Regions from separate parts of the Homo sapiens genome. Here region 2 is linked to region 1. The links are chromatin loops, found by intact Hi-C in ENCODE. Cell type or tissue: GM12878. All regions are shown on one strand.

The links. A loop is a pair of places that touch in the nucleus more often than their neighbours do. Peaks named below come from ENCODE experiments on the same cell type or tissue, not always from the same donor. Only the 100,000 strongest peaks of a DNase experiment are listed, where the experiment ranks them.
Region 2: a loop joins it to region 1, with 2.3 times the contacts of the local background. A loop is called at or near these places in 3 of 110 quality-filtered maps.

The regions. Positions count from the first base shown.
Region 1 is chr15:38,002,102-38,004,601 of GRCh38, reverse strand. It overlaps a transcript of TMCO5A not described here. Among named protein-coding and RNA genes, the nearest start is that of LINC02345, 37 kb to the left of the region's middle. In GM12878, a CTCF peak has its summit at 1,513 (motif pointing left); a DNase peak (open chromatin) is centred at 1,471.
Region 2 is chr15:38,174,960-38,177,459 of GRCh38, reverse strand. No RefSeq gene overlaps it. Among named protein-coding and RNA genes, the nearest start is that of SPRED1, 77 kb to the left of the region's middle. In GM12878, no CTCF peak of the experiment used is centred here; a DNase peak (open chromatin) is centred at 1,059.

The sequences.
Region 1 (2,500 bases):
GGCCAGCCCTAGCCAGAGGAGAATCACTTATCCTGGCTGTTGGAACCTGAGTTCCAACAAGCTTCACCAGCACCACTGTTGGCTAAACTGCTGTGGGGTTCAAAATAAACTTGAAAGGCAGTCTAAGCCACAAGCACTGCAATTCCTGGGCAAATCTCAGTGCGGTGCTTGGCTCAGAGCCAGTGGACTTGGGGCACACATGACCAGATGGGGTGGCCAGGGGAAGGTCACCTCTCCTCCAACCCCAGGCAGCACAGGGAGAAACTTCTTCCTTCTGCTTGAGGAGAAGAGAGGGAAGAGTAAAGAGGACTTTGTCTTGGAACTTGGATATCCACTCAGCCATAGTAGAATGGGGCACCAGGCAGAGTCCTGAGGCCTCTTTTCTAGGCCCTAGCTCACAGATGACATTTCTAGACACACTCTGGGCTAGAAGGAAACCCGCTGTCTTGAAGGGAAGGACTCAGTCCTGGCAGAATTTATCACCTACTGATTAAGGAGCCCTTGGGTCCTGAATAATCAGCAGTAGCAACCAAGCAGTATTCACCTTGGGCCTTGGGTGAGACTCAGAGCCATGCTGGCTTCATGTGTGACCCAGCACATTCCCAGCTGTGGGCCTTACAAAAAGAGACTCCTTTTGCTTAAGGAAAGAAGAGGTAAGAAGAGTAAGGGGACTTGGTTTTGAAGCTTGGGTACCACCAGCTCTACTCAGCGGTGTAGAGCACCAAGTGGGCTCCTGGGGTTCCTGATTCCAGGCCTTGGCTCCTGGACAGCATTTCTCGATCCTTCCTGGGCCACAGAGGAGCCTATTTCCCTGAAAAGAGAATCCCAGGCCTGGTAACATGCACCACAAGCTGACTGAAGAGTCCTTGGGCCTTGAGTGAACATGGTGGTAGCCAGGTACTGTTTGTTGTGGGCCTGGGGCAGTGGTGACCATGGGGAGAGACTCATCTGCTTGAGAAAAGAGGAGGGAAGAGTGAGAAGGACTTTGTCTTAAAGCTTGGGTGCCAGCCCAGCAGTAGTAGAATAAAGCACCAAGTAGATCCCTAAGGTTCTTGACTCCAGGTCCTGGCTCCTGGATGACATCTCTGGACCCACACCCACCATGGGCCAAGGATAACTCACTGCATTGAAAGGAAGGACATGAGCTTGGCTAGATTTACCACCTGCTGGTTACAGAGCCCTTAGGCCTTGATGAACATAGGTGATAGCCAAGCAGTGGTAACTGCGGGCCTTGAGTGAGACCCCAGTGCTGGCTTTGGGTCTGACCCAGCACAATCCCAGTTGTGGTAGCCACAGGAGTGCTTCTGTCACTCCTCCCCTAGCTTCAAGTGGGGAGAGAGTGATGGGAGGAGACAGAGAGAGAGAGAGAGAGAGAGAGACTCTGTTTGGGAGAAAGTCAGGGAAGAGAACAAGGGTCTCTGCTGGATAATCCAGATAATTCTCTCAGGTCTCACTCAAGACATCAAGGAAGTACCTCTACAAGCCTGCAAGAGCCACAGCATCACTGGGCTTAGGGTGCCCCCTAATGCACATGCAACTGCAGTGACCAAAGACTTAGATCACAGTGCCCAAATCTCTTTGAAAAGGGACTCGGAAAGCCTTCCCAAGAAGGATGGGCACAAACAAGCTCAGACTGAGAAGACTATAATAAATACCTAACTCTTCAACATCCAGACACCCACAAACATCTACAAGCATCAAGACTACCCAGAAAATGGCTTCACCAAATGAATGAAATAAGCACCTGTGACCAGTACCAAAGACACAGAGATATGTGACCTTTCAGACAGAGAACTCAAAATAGCTGTTTTGAGGAGTCTCAACAAAATTTGAGATAACACAGAGAGAGAATTCAGAATCCTATCAGATGAAATTAATGAAGAGATTGAAATAATTTTAAAAAAAGAATCAAGCAGAAATTCTGGAGCTGAAAAATACAATTGACATACTAAAGAACACATCAGAGCCTCTTAACAGTAGACTTGATCAAGCAGAAGAATTAGTGAGCTTGAAGACAGGCTATTTGAAAATACACAACCAGAGAAGACAAAAGAAAAAAAAGAATAAAAAAGAATGAAGCATAAATGCAAGATCTAGAAAATAGTCTCAAAAGGGCAAACCTAAAAGTTATTGGCCTTAAAGAGGAAAGAGAGAGAGAGAAAGAGAGAGAGAGATACCAGGGTGGAAAGTATATTTAAAGAGAAAATAACAGAACTTCCCAAACCTAGGGAAAGATATCAATATTTAAGTACAAGAAGGTGATAGAACACCAAGCAGATATAATCCAAATGAGACTACCTCAAGACATTTAATAATCAAGCTCCCAAAGGTCAATGATAAAGAAAGCAGCAAGAGAAAAGAAATAAGTAACATGCAGAAGGAAAAAAAAAAAACCTTTTATCCTAAAGTAGCATACCCTGTGAAAATATCCTTCAAACATGAAGGAGAAATAAAGACTTTCCCAGACAAACAAAAGTTGAGGGATTTCATCAATACTAGA
Region 2 (2,500 bases), 170 kb before region 1:
AAATTTGTAGTTTTCTAGACTTTGCTGTACAAAGGAGAGTACACTGGGAGGAGATGAGAACAAAGACAGAACGCAGATCAATTATCAATCATACTAGGTGAAAATGAGATGGGAATAGGAGAGTCAGATGGAGAGAATAGTATGTACAAAAAAAAAAGTAAAATAACATGGAGATTGTGAGGAATTTCTGAGATGGCTGGATGGGGAAACAACAAAAGATGAATTGAGAGAGAAATATTGTCTAGATAATGAGAATGAGCTGGGAGGGAGTGGTGGAGAAGGGGATTATGAAATTTAGGCACACCAGGAAAGAGGATATTGCATTAATTAAGGTGAGTGACAATACTGGCTCAGACTAAGACAATAGTGATAGAAACAGAAGAGACAATTTAGAGAGAGAGTTAAAATATCATGATCATTTTTATTATATACTTTTTTCTTTATGGCAATTTTTCTTTAGGAATGCCTCCTTTGTTCTAGTTTTTTGTTTGTTTTAACATAAGGCTTGTAGAATGTGTTTTTCCAGTCCATGGCAATTCTCCACTAAGCATGGGCAAAACTTGTGGTCAGTGTTGTTTCTATTTTCATGTAGTTTCATATGTTGGTTGCCTTCCCAGTTAGAGAAGACACTTAAAGAGCAGAGATTACATTTTTTACTTACTTGATGTAACATTTGAAAATTTTGACTAAGGCACATAGAATTAATAGATACATTTCCTGGAAAGGCTCCAGATCAAAATGTAAATTTTCAAAAATTGTTTTAAAACCAATTACAGGAGTCTTACAAGTCTTGCTTACATGGAGGGTCTAAAAAAGTAGGATGAAGAAAAGATCTTAAAGAGGATTTTTTTTGGAGAGAGCAGTGCTGAGATTCTAAATCTACCCAAGGGAGAAGGTTAAAGTACCTGCATCTCATTTCAAGCCTAGTGCAAGGGACTTATTAGGAGCACTCACTGAACCTGATATGAAATTAAGACACAGAGTAGACCAGTGTTTGCCTCCTGTTTGAGAAATCTAACAGGCATGAGACAGGCTGGTTTGCTTTAGATGGATGACCGGGGGAGTATGTGTGACTCATATCAAGGGACTCTCAGATGAGAAGTTCTCAGTGATGCGGTTCTTTCTAAGAATCCACAAAATAGCTTCTGAGAGTCAGTGTTATAAGAGCGTATGATGGTACTAATTAGGTGAGAGTTTTCTTGTCCCCCCTCAATTCGCCTCTTTTCAACACCATTTGACCTTGGAAGAAAAGATTTGAACCAGATTCACAAAATGGAAAAGGGGTGGTACAAGGAAAAGGGACTCCTCCTCCCCATCTGCCTATCCCTTCCTTACTTCCTACCTGCGGAAATTCTTACAGGGGAAGGGGGAAGAAGAAGTTTTCATTTCAAATCAGGTTTGAAGTTTTGATAATTGTCTATAATTGGGTACTCTTAATTATGAATTTGAGACTATGTTTGCAACTTGAAAGGACAGTTAGACTTCTGTTTACCTGAGAAGTTAGAGGAATTATGGGACTTTTGAGTTTCTATCTATGTTAGTGGAAGCAAGTTCCCCATTCATTAACCTTTAAAGGAAGAGGGGCAGACAATAAAAAGTTGCTTGGTGATTATACCCCTACCCTATTACTTCTGTTTGGTTACATACTGGTTAAACATTTTCATTCCCAGAGGCCCTGCTGATGAACTCCTGGATGGAGGTGGAAAAGGCAACATGGTTTGATATAAGGAGCTTTCTGCTACATCCTAGCTGTGCGACCTTATGAAACATACATAATTCTTATACGTCATGCTTTCTTAATCTACAAAATAAAGTGAATCCATAATGTCTGCCTTTTTTTATTTCACAGTATTGTTGGGGAGATCAAATAGGACAGCACACTTGAAAAGGTTTCCAAATTCCAACAGGTACTCAAAATCAATTAAATCGTTCATGATTGATTTACCTTGACTTAGAAGGCTCATGAAATATTTCCCTCTTCCCCATAGGGCAAGCCATACTAAATTCATAGCTAATAAGAACAGCTAAAGAAAAAAACAAACTCCAGAAGAGGATATTCCACAGAATCCTCCAGTGGCCCATTCCTATTTCTAACAGTGCCAGGATAATCTGTTCTGCCTGAGTATTCTTGATGCTTTATCGCCACTTACAAAAGCCATTGACGACTTAGCGCTAATGAAAGTTTTCTTCTCCAAATCATTTTTTCAGCACCTTCTCCAACATGCATGTTGAATTACTGGCCAATTACCTGGAAACTGAAGTGAGCCCAAGAGAGTCAGTGAATTATTAAGAAATCATTTACAGAAAGTAGTAATGCCAGTGGAGAAGGTTGATTGAAAGAGTGTCTTTATTTGTCTCATAAAAGGGCTAGGAAGGTAGAAGAGAGCATGAGGAGACTGGTAAGAAAGTTCTTCTAGGTCAAAAACAAGGAAAATAATATGACCTTCTCACAGATGACATCTGTCTGTGGTTATGGTATGGGATCTGCCTGACAAAGCCA